2 separate regions of the Homo sapiens genome follow, and region 2 is linked to region 1. Evidence: read pairs that join two places in POLR2A ChIA-PET (ENCODE). Cell type or tissue: HCT116. All regions are shown on one strand. Links, peaks and the distances in the headings refer to the core of each region. The heading gives the core; the rest is flanking DNA.

Evidence for each region. Peaks named below come from ENCODE experiments on the same cell type or tissue, not always from the same donor. Only the 100,000 strongest peaks of a DNase experiment are listed, where the experiment ranks them.
Region 2: POLR2A ChIA-PET joins it to region 1 with 5 read pairs; 2 of 35 experiments call an interaction of 5 or more read pairs at or near these places.

What each region holds. Positions count from the first base shown.
Region 1 is chr3:53,267,027-53,273,093 of GRCh38, reverse strand. It overlaps LOC107986087 (a long non-coding RNA gene), which reads right to left and starts at 3,120. Exons shown (of 4, transcript XR_001740702.3): 1 at 2,914-3,120. RefSeq lists enhancers at 791-1,676, 2,294-3,493 and a cis regulatory region at 2,340-3,216. In HCT116, for the core only: no CTCF peak of the experiment used is centred there; DNase peaks (open chromatin) are centred at 2,413 and 2,893; H3K4me3 peaks cover 1,217 bases; H3K27ac peaks cover 3,467 bases.
Region 2 is chr3:53,894,084-53,900,150 of GRCh38, reverse strand. No RefSeq gene overlaps it. Among named protein-coding and RNA genes, the nearest start is that of SELENOK, 5.3 kb to the right of the region's middle. In HCT116, for the core only: no CTCF peak of the experiment used is centred there; no DNase peak of the experiment used is centred there.

The sequences.
Region 1 (6,067 bases), core at 460-5,459:
CCCTGGCCATGGTGTGCGGACCATCGCTCCCATTTAATGTGGGTCCTGCACAAGAGGCCTCAGCTCCACTGGACACCTCCACTCTTTTTAAAAAATATTTTATAAATCCTTCTTTGCTATCTTAACCTGGAATTCATAGATAATATAACTTATGGCTATACACACAATTTCTTCTTTTGTAAAACAGATCTTTTGTAAGAAGGAGCTTCTATTTTTTTCCTTTCATTTTTTTTTTCTTTACAAAAAACAAAACAGTCAGCCATGGTGGCTCATGCCTACAATCCCAGTACTTCAGGAGGCCGAGAGGGGAGGATCACTTGAGCCCACTGCACTCCAGCCTGGGCAACAGAGCAAAGTAAAAATAAAAAGGCTTGGCCAGGCAGGGTGGCTCACGCCTGTAATCCCAGCACTTTGGGAGGCCAAGGCCGGTGGATCACCTGAGGTCAGGAGTTTGAGACCAGCCTGGCCAACATGGTGAAACCCCATCTCGACTAAAAATACAAAAATTAGCTGGGCTTAGTGGTGGGCGCCTGTAATCCCAGCTACTAGGGAGGCTGAGGAAAAAGAATTGCTTGAACCCAGGAGGCAGAGGTTGCAGTGAGCCAAGATCATACTACTGCATTCCAGCCTGGGTGACAGAACAAGACTCTGTCTCAAAAAAAAAAAAAAAAAAAAAAGAATTTTTGAAATGATTTTTTGTACACACAATTTTAAAATAATATTCTCTAATTGTAATATAAAGGAGAAACGTTAATAATGAAATGTTTCATATTAAATATGTATGGGGCACACCTGTAGTCCCAGCTACTCAGGAGGCTGAGGCAGGAGGATTGCTTGAGCCCAAAAGTTCAAGTCTAGCATGGGCAGCATAGAAAGACTCTGTTTTAATATGGAAATGCTTGGGCACAGGTACACAGGTACACAAATTCCCAAAATACCCCATAGAGGACCTCCGGTCTTCCCTCTGAAACCTCTCCATACATCGCTGAAAAGCATGCTACTCTCCCACATAACATCTGTGGAGGAGCCAGCCACAGTGGCTCACGCCTGTAATCCCAGCACTTTGGGAGGCAGAGGTGGGTGAATCACTTGAGCTCAGGAGTTTAAGACCAGCCTGGGCAACATGGCAAAACCCATCTCTACCAAACATACACACACACACACACACACACACACACACACACACACACACAAAGCCAGATGTGGTGGCATGCACGTATAGTCCCAGCTACTCGGGAGGCTGAGGTGGGAGGATCACTTAAGCCCAGGAGGTCAAGGCTGCAGTGATCTGTGTTCACACCACTGCACTCCAGCTTGGGTCTCGAAAAAAAAAAAGAGTCGGCCAGGCGCGGTGGCTCACGCCGGTAATCCCAGCACTTTGGGAGGCTGAGGCAGGCGGATCACTTGAGGTCATGAGTTTGAGACCAGCCTGGCCCACATGGTGAAAGCTTGTCTCTACAAAAATAAAATTAAATTAACATAAAAAGAATACATATTGAAATGAATGTATTTCCTCAATCCCCTCTTCACCCATGCCAGCTAGACACAGACACAGTTTTGTTGCAGAAAATTCTGTTATTTCAAAACTGGCTGTCACCCCCTCCTTGGCGCCTTCCCAGATCAACAACCTCAGCAGGCAATTGTTTGTACAAATCACTGGACAGTGCGGTATAAACACGTGCTGCTGGGGCATCCAGCACCTGTGCCCAACACATAGACCCTGGTAAATGAAGTGTTGAGTGAAATCAGAGGACCAGTGATGGCAAAACCACTTCCCTGCCCTGACCAGATAGCCAGCAGCAGCACTTTTCTTTTTGCACAGTAGCATGGAACAAACGCTTTTTTTTTTTTTGGTGATGGAGTCTTGCTCTGTTGCCCAGGCTGGAGTGCAGTGGCGCCATCTTGGCTCACTGCAACCTCCACCTCCCAGGTTCAAGCGATTCTCCTGTCTCAGCCTCCCAAGTAACTGGAACTACAGGCACCCACTACCACGCCCAGCTAATTTTTGTATTTTTAGTAGAGACGGGGTTTCACCATATTGGCCAGACTGGTCTCGAACTCCTGACCTTGTGATCCGCACACCTCGGCCTCCCAAAGTGCTGGAATTACAGGCGTGAGCCACCGCACCTGGCCTAACAAATGCTTTTCTGATGCCTTGTCCAAGTCACTAGAACAGGATGGCTGACTGGGTGCCCTTGCTAATTCTGGAGGCAAGGATGGGAAGAGAGAGAGTAAAAGTCATGTGTCTGGGGGCCAAAGAACCCTGGTTTGGGAAGTGAGATATCTCCTCACTCACTTTCTCAGGTGACCTTACAAGGGAAGTGCTCCTGATGGTTTCAGGTTTTCCAGGAGGAGCTGTGGCTCACAGTGGTTAAGCAACCCCTCTGTGAGCCACTCTCTGGAGCTTTTTAGTCCTACTCTAAGAAGCCAGTTTCACTCTCAGCTGTTCAACAACCAGCCCAGGAGAAAATCCACTTAACCTCCCCACGACACAAAACAAAAGCTTTAATATTTAATACCCACTGGAACAAAATAGCTCCTTCCACCACCCCAGCCTTGCTCAGGGAAACCCAAGAGGTACCAGAAAAGGGGACAAGGATGAAGATCTCTCCCTACTGCGTCCTGCAGACTGTGCAGGAGGAGCCCCTAAGAGTGTCCTGTCTGTCACCAGCACCGCCCCTGCCCAGCCCAGCCTGTCCAGCGCCCCTGGGCAGGAGTTGACAGGGGCTGTAGGGCGTTGCTGGAAAGCAGCTCCTGCTCCTCACACTAGGAGGTACCCAGGCCTACGGCAGTGCCACACAGAGCCTGACCGCACTAGTCAAAAAGTGCAAGTCACAATGACTCGGCATGTTTTCTTTATGCACAAGGAAAGCAGGCCCGGCAGGGCTTGGCTGGCCTCACACTGGCACTTACCTCCGAGGAGTTCCAGGCCTCTCCAGCCCCAGGCCTTCTAGGGTGAGTCAGAGGGCCAACAATCCAGTCTGGCCCTGGGATTGGCCAGGGACAAGCAGGGTCATGTCTGCAGGGGCGACCAGAAAAAAACCCTCTCTCCTGGAGGCACAGTGCTAGATGGAGGGAAAGCACAAGTATTGTTTGTTGCAGTATAAAAGCAGAAGTATTGCAAACATCCAACCAAAGGGGGACAGTGGTTCAACTTCCTCTGTGCCAGTAGTAATCCTAGGGTAGAAAAGAATGTGGACTCACGTGGGGAAAGACGCACAACCTGTGGAGCATTAACATCTTTATTTAAAATATTGATGCAGACAGGCGGATCACCTGAGGTCAGGAGTTCAAGATCAGCCTGGCCAACATGACAAAAACCCGTCTATACTAAAAATACAAAAATTAGCCAGGTATGGTGGCACACGCCTGTGTACCAGCTACTTGAAAGGCTGAGACAGGAGAATCACTTGAACCTGGGATGCAGAGTTTGTGCAGTGAGCCGAGATTGCGCCCCTACACTCCAGCTTGGGTGACAGAGTGAGACTCCAACTCCAAAAAAAAAATGAGTAAAATAAAATATTGGGCCAGGCGCAATGGCTCACGCCTGTCATCCACGCACTTTGGGAGGCCAAGGTGGGTGGATCACGAGGTCAGGAGTTTGAGACCAGCCTGGCCAACATGGTGAAACTCCGTCTCTATTAAAAATTCAAAAAAATTAGCCGGGCGTGGTGGTGGGCACCTGTAATCCCAGCTACTGGGAGGCTGAGGCAGGAGAATCACTTGAACACAGAAGGCGGAGGTTGCAATGAGCCGAGATTGCACCACTGCACTCTGGCCTTGGTGACTGAGCGAGACTCCGCCTCTAAATAAATAAATAAAAGAAACACCTAGGTTAGTGTGTGATTGAATAACTGGGTACTAGTCTAGCCAAATTGACACATAAAACTGACCATCACAGTATTTTTGTTAAATTTCCAAATTTTCTACATGGAATATGTGTTACTTGTATAATATTTTTTAAAAAGCAATAAGTGACAAAACCACCGTAATGAGGTAACACTTTGCACCCACTAGGATGCTTCAGGTAAAAAAGATACAACAACAGGCCGGACGTGGTGCTCACGCTTATAATTCCAGAACTTTGGAAGGCTGAGGCGGGCAGATCACAAGGTCAGGAGCTTGAGACCAGTCTGGCCAATATGGTGAAACCCTGTCTCCACTAAAAATACAAAAAAATTAGCTGGGCATGGTGGTGGGTGCCTATAGTCCCAGCTACTCTCAGGAGGCTGAGGCAGGAGAATCGCTTGAACCCAGGAGGCAGAGGTTGCAGTGAGCCAAGATTGCGCCACTGCACTCCAGCCTGGGTTACAGAGCAAGGCTCCATCTCAAAAAAAAAAAAAAAAAATACAACAACAACTGTAGACAAAGTCATGGAGAAACTGGAACCCTCATTCATCACTGGTGAAACTGTAAAATGGTGGGGCCACTTTGGAAAATAGTTTGGCAGTTCCTCAAATGGTTAGATGACCGTTTGTAGAATTGCTGTATGACCCAGCAATTCCATTCCTGTGCATATACCCAAGATAACTGAAAACACAGGTCCACAAAAAAATGTTTATATCACCATTCAAAGCAGCATTATTCATAATAGCAAAGAAGTGGAAAAAAACCAAATGTCCGTGAACTGATGAATGGGTAGGAATATTGTGGCATATCCACAGGATGGAAAATTATTTATCAACAAAAGGAATAAAGTACTAATACAAGCGACAAGGCGGATGAACCTTGAAAACATCACACTGAGTGAAAGAAGTCAGACACAAAGATCACAAATTGCAATGGTGCCATTTATATGAAATATCCAGAATAGGCAAATCCATAGAGACCACAAGTAGATTCCTGGTTGCCTGGAATGAGGAAGAGGGAAAAATAGGGAACTATCAATGAGTACAGGTCTCTTTTTCTGGGTGGTAAAAATGTTCTAAAACTAGGCCAGGTGTGGTGGCTTACATCTGTAATCCAAGCATTTTGAGAGGCTGAGGCCAAAGAATCACTTGAGTGCAGGAGTTCAAGTCAAGTCTGGGCAACATAGGGACACCCTGTTTCTACAAATAATAAAAAAAACTGGCTGGGCATGGTGGCTCACACCTTTGCTGTCAGCAACTCTGGAGGCTGAGGTGGGAGGATGGTTTAAGCCCAGGAGGTCAAGGCTATGGTGAGTCACTGTACTCCAGCCTGGGCAACAGAGAGACCCTGTCTCAAAAAAAAAAAAAAAAGAATAAGTTCTAAAATTAGGTAGTGCTTAGAAGTGCACAAGCTGCACAATCTGTGAATATACCTATGGTATAATACAAAATATATTTGGTCTTTTTAGATTTGTTTAATTTTTAAAGATTTTTTATTTTTATTTTATATATATATATTTTTGGAGACGGAGTCTTGCTCTGTCGCCCAGGCTGGAGTGCAGTGGCGTGATCTCGGCTCACTGCAACCTCCGCCTCCCGGGTTCAAGTGATTCTCCTGCCTCAGCCTCCCAAGTAGCTGGGACTACAGGAGCACGCACTGCCACACCCGGCTAATTTTTTTCGTATTTTTAGTAGAGACAGGGTTTCACCATGTTGCCCAGGCTGGTCTTGAACTCCTCGGCTCAGGCAATCTGCCTGCCTCAACCTCCCAAAGTGCTGGGATTAGAGGTGTGAGCCACCACGCCCGGCCTAATTATTATTTTTTAAGAGACAGAATCTTGATCTGTCACCCAAGCTAGAGTGCAGTGGCACAATCATAGCTCATTGCAGCCTCGAACTACTGGGCTCAAGCAATTCTCCCACCTCAGCCCCTGGAGTAGACACTTGGCTAATTTTTTTTTTTTTTTTTTTTTTTTTTGAGACGGAGTCTCGCTCTGTCACCCAGGCTGGAGTGCAATGGTATGGTCTCGGCTCACTGCAACCTCTGCCTCCCGGATTCAAGCAATTCTCCCACCTCAGCCTCCTGAGTAGCTGGGACTACAGGCGTGTGCCATCACGCCTGGCTACTTTTTGTGTTTTTAGTAGAGACAGGGTTTCACTATGTTGGCCAGGCTAGTCTCGAACTCCTGACCTCATGATCTGCCCGCCTCGGCCTCCAG
Region 2 (6,067 bases), core at 358-5,357, 630 kb before region 1:
CAGCCATACTCCCTGGGCCTATATCGCATAACAACCAGGCAAGCTCTTAAGTACACCTCACATCACTCAGATGGTCAAAGGAGGCCATTTCCTTCTCTACTTTTAGATTTCAAAAGCAGTTTATTTATCCCTAAAGCTGAAATACCACTTATTTTGGAGTGAGAGTTAAAGAAAACAAGCTGCTCACAGAGGATATTCCAGAGCATGCTTGGTAGGCACCACGTGGGCAGCCTCCCAAATCCTCTTGACCCTGTAGAGGCTTAGGAAAAATCAGAGTCTCTGCAGCCCTTGTTCACTCTCATACAGAAGGCAGCTCAAGTTTTGTATTTTACTGTATGAGTACTTAAAAGAAATCACTTATTTTCAGCATTGATTCCCTGCCTATTTCCAGAAAGTGCCTTCCAGCTGGAGGGCAAAAATCATTGATTTGGACTCTAATTTCTTTCCCTAAAAATAAGACTCAGTTGCCACAGTGTACTATACTATACCCTCTAAGTTATTTTATAGGGATGCAGATAGAACTCTCACAAAGCAACATCTGGGTTTGTTTGTTTTCAGAATTTAACGGTTTTTGCCATAATATCAAATTCCACAGATTTTTCTGATTCACAGGTCATTTTTTCAGTATGGTCAAAATACTGGTAAGATGATTCTAGTATCTATCAACAATCAGTTTACTACCAAAACGAAAGGCTAAAAACCTAAAAACTCTTTTTTTTAAAAAAATTAATAATATGATAACATGTTAGAACTCAGAAAAAGCATGTGTTTAAAATGAATGTTTTTAATTACTAGCCTTACCAATAGATCATTCACAAAATTTGAATGTATAATGTTTCACTTTAATCAGAAGCAAAGGCTTTTTTGAGCTAACCAGCAAGGAATTTGAAACTGTGCTTCCTTGCTTCTTACTAGAGTCTATTCATACTTAGAAAAAAAAAAACATTGACTTGACTAATTCACTTGAGTGGGGTGCATATATATATATATATATATATATATATATACACACACACACACACAATTAGATATATATATATACACAATTAGGTATATATATATATATATACACACACACACACAATTAGGTATATATATATATATACCTAATTACAATTAGTATACAATTAGGTATATATATATATATATACACACATACACACACAATTAGGTATATATATATATATACCTAATTACAATTAGTATACAATTAGGTATATATATATATACATACACACACAATTAGGCAGAGCTGATGATAATCTTATGAAATAAAATTGGCAAAAGTTAACAACTACCCGAGTAGTTAATTTTCTATCATTTCTATCATATCAAGAAAAAAACTTTTAAATTTTTAAAAGAATTATGCAAACCATTAAACTAGAAATAAACCGCATTTCTAACAAGTATAACTTTTTTTTTTTTTTTTTTTTTTTTGGAGACAGAGTCTTACTCTGTTGCCTAGGCTGAAGTGCAGTGGCGTGATCTCAGCTCCCTGCAACCTCTGCCTCCTGGGTTCAAGCGATCCTCCTGCCTCAGCCTCCTGAGTAGCTGGGACTATAGGCACGTGCCACCATGCCCAGCTAATTTTTTTGTATTTTTAGAAGAGATAGGGTTTCGTCATGTTTGGCCAGGCTGGTCTCCAACTCCTGACCTCGGGTGATCCACCTGCCTCAGCCTCCCAAAGTGCTGGGATTACAGGTGTGAGTCACCATGCCTGGCCCAACTTTTAGAAAGTATTGATATTTATTTATAGTTATAAGAGGAATGCATGTTTATTGTAGAAAATTTGGAAACTATAGAAAAGCTTAAGGGAAAGAAAAAAATTACAGCTCCCATAATGTCATATTAGTATATTTCCATATAAATACATTTCTTTTTTACATTGATATCATAGTGAACATATTGTCTTGTAATCTGGTTTTTCACTTAATATATCATGGTTTCTCATTATTTTAATGTACAGTATGATGTTGTATTCCAACACTTAGCCAGTTCCCCATTGTTGCACAGTTACATGGCTTCCATTCTTTTTCATTCCAAATAACACTGTGATAAATATCCTTTCACATAAATCTGTTTGAACATCTCATTGTTTCTTCAGAATAAATTCTAGAAATGGAAATGCTGGGTTAAGGATATGAACTTTTTTTAAGACTTATGATGGAAAATGTAATTTAGTAGGGTTTCTTTGGAATTTTACGCTTCTAAAAACAGTAACTCTGTTGAAATGACTAGAGTTATATTCTGGGTGGCTTTCCCATGTGGTAACAGTCCCAACACTGAGCTCCTGAGTACCCAGTTAGCCTACTAAATCTGGGTGTGAACTGCTCATGCTGCCACTGCTGCTGCAGCAGTAAGCCTAAGCGATGGCTCTCTGTCGTGTCCTAGCCCTGTTTGCATCCCCTACATCTGCTCCCCACCCTTGCTAGCCAGCTGAGTCCAGTGCAGGAACAGGTCAGCACCCAGGGTGGCTGTATATCCATTTCTACTTGCTTCTCCACTTTTCTGCACATATGGTCTCCACCATACTTGTGAAACATCTCAATCTGAAAAGACTGGGTGCCACTAAGGAGTAGCTAAATACATTCAAAAGGAATGAAAAAATAATATCAAGCAACACGTCTTCAGTTGCCAGGTTCCATTTTCAGAGGCTCTGTTTCATACTTCCCATCAAAAACAAGTTACAGTTTCACAGCGAAGACGTGAATTACTGATAATTGTGAAAGATGATTTTTTGAGATCCATATTTGACCTTGGGTAATATTATCCAAGCTGCTGGTGTTATACAATTAGTAAGAAAAATAAAGTGCTCTTGAACTATTAGCAACAGCTTCCCTAGCCACCAGCTGAGGTCACAGCAACCTCCCTAATAGCATCCTCTCAAGCCTAACTAACAATTTTTCCCACAAACAGTAATCACTGGGCCATAAAGAAAGAACTCTTCCCTAAGAGACTATAAAATAAAACTATTTTCATTGAACCTTCCATTAAAAGGACAGAAAGTGTCAAGCCAAATCAACGTTTTATTCATCTGTTTGGTTTTGGAAAGATTAAAAGTGGGATGTTTATTGGCAAAATAAATGTTTTTAAATCATTCACACATTTCGGATTACTAGTAATGATTCTTCCTGTTTATAAGTAATAATGTGTTTTGACAATACCAGGAAAACAGCAATTGTTCTGGAAAATTTGTACATAAATAACAGAATTTTTACAGTTAAAAGCAAAACAGCATTTAATCTAAGACCTAAATTGTCATGTTGATTTGATTAAATACATGTATGAACTTCCACTTCTGCCGTGAAAGATTAAGTAATTTGTACTAACTTTCCTCCTCAGGAAAACTAAAAAAAAAAAAAAAAAAAAAAAAACCTAGACAAAATAATGAGAAAAAAATAACATTTTAAAGGCATTAAAAGAGCTAAAAATGAGTGAGGAATTGCTTGGCCAAGATTCAGAAGATGGAAATTCAGAGAGGTGAATCTGTCATCAAGGCTTCTATTGCCCAAGAGGAATTTGCCAAGCAGTGCTTATGACAGTATCACTAAGCCAGGGAATCAACACTGAGAATCCTGGGTTACAGGAGAAGAAAGGAGACTTGCTCTTCATGGGATATCCCTTTGCATCTTTTGATTTTAATATTATGTACAGGTACCACATTCAAACAAAGGAAGATTCAAGAATCATCAATAATATGCACCAAACCAGTTAGTGAATAAGAATAATAAATTACACATTCCTTAATGTCACATGGCACATATCTATACTCTATTTTTTCAAAATCTAAAGGCTGATGTTATCTTGAGATCTATAATAATAAAATGCACATACTGTTATACTTTGTATACTCCATATTTAGGAATCTAAAGATAGGGCTTAGAAAGTAACACATATTTTGGTACTATGGAATACAATTCTAAAAATATTAAAAATTTGCTTTTAGTGATCAGTCAATGCCCCTAGAAGGCAACTAACACCTAAATCTCTGATGGTTTAACTTTAAAATTCTGGACCAGTATTCCATTCCATCTACCACTATAATGGTTTACATTACAGTTACCAGGGTTGCCAAAAATGGATTATGAGTTAAAAAGTAAGAAATTATCATTGGAATAGTATTTTTCATCCTGTAATAGAACCACAGGTTGAGTCTAGATATTCCTTATTCATTTAAAAATAGGCTATGTGTGTGTGTGTGTGTGTGTGTGTGTGTGTGTGTGTGTGTGTGTACATATACATATATATATATATAATCATACAGGCTCACTAGTGAAACTGATAATGTAATTAACTCAGTGAAATACTTTAGAGACTACAGAGGAAATTTTTAAACTTTTAAGCCAATCAAATTCTCCAAGGATGACTGCAATGTGAATTTTTATAAACATTTTCTCATTTTGATACAGAAAATAAGTTCAGGTAGTTTAAGAAAGTGACTTGTAGAGTTGTACAACCATCACTTCAGCTGAAGTGATGAGGTGATTACTGGTTCAAAAATTGCTGATTTGCACAGCAGGTCCAGTCTGGCTACACAGTTTTACAAAAATTGAAAATTAAAAAGAAAAAGTTGCTGTGAATAGCAACAATAAAGAGTATAAGGTAGAAAAATGAGGCAATTAAAGAGTTAAGGATTCTGAGTCCAGATGAAATAAAGAATGCAAAGGCAATAACTCTAAGAACAAACACATAAAAGGTCAATAAAGAATATAAATGCCATCTGTTTTCATGTTTCCTAACAGTAATATTGAGGACATCTTATTGTTTCTATGTAACCCAGTGTTCCTTCATTATCTCGTGGTAACCACCACCCCTCTCCAACTCTCAAGCCCTCTAGCTTAAGTGGGATTGAGTCAAGCTCCAGCTCCAGAGGTAGCTGTCATTCAGAATGGCCCATCCCACTGGCCAAGGGTTTAGTGCAGAGATATGAAGGTCATCCACTTAGAGATGCTCAGGGAATTTTGCTGGGGAATCTAGAAAAGAAAAACTGGGCAGCTATTTTGCAACTTTGAGAAAGCTGAGATACAGTCAAACAGTCTCCAGAAATCACCTCTCATTCTATACTACAAATACCGTGGTGGATTGTACACTATTTCAATACTTCTGTTATGTGTGGAGATGCAGCATAGCACAGGGGTTAAGAGCACAAACTATAGAGCCTGGCTCTTGATCTTAACCTCAATTCTGCTTCTTATTAACTGTGTGATCTTGGGCAAGACACTTGAGCTCTCTCTCAGTTTCCTCATCTGTAAAATGGGAATAACAGAACTCAGTAGGGTTGAAGTTTAAATGAATGAATACATGAAAAGCAATCAGAACGTTCCCTGGCACAGGGTAAGCACTATACAAATGTTAGCTATTATTATCGTCGTTGTTATGAGGATTAAATGAATAAATGGAAAGTGTTTAGAACAGTGCCTGACACATAGTAACCCTGTATACATATTATCCATTATTAAAACTACCAATTCTTTCATTCACTCAACAAGTATTTATTGAATACCTCTTCTTTGCCAGGCCAATGTCTTCATTCTAGACAAGCAGTATCCAACAGAAATGTAATGTAAACCATGTATGTGAGCCAAGTATGTAATTTTAAATTTTCTAGTAGTCACATAAAAATAAATGAAATTAACAAATAAAATTACTTTTAGTAACATATGTTCTTTAATCTCCAAAATATCATTTCAACATATCAATATTAAAAACAAGATATTTTACAGTCTTCATTTCATTCTAAATCTTTGTGATCTGGTATTTTGTACAGTACATTTCAATTCAGACTAGCCACATTTCAAATATTCAACAGCTACATGTGGCTAGTGGCTAATGCTTAGTTTCAGACATTAAAGGTTAGGGAAAGAGGGGAAATGCTATCTTTGTCCTCTACCACTAACTATATAATTGTAACTAACTATAATTGTAACTAACTATATAATTTTTTTCAATTTTCAAAGTCCTTTCACCTTTGTTATTCGAGAGGAACATGCCTTGCCTTGAAGGATTGATTAGATTTTAGCAGGTGGAGAAAGTTCCTTTCAAGAGGAAACACATGAGCAGAGGCAAC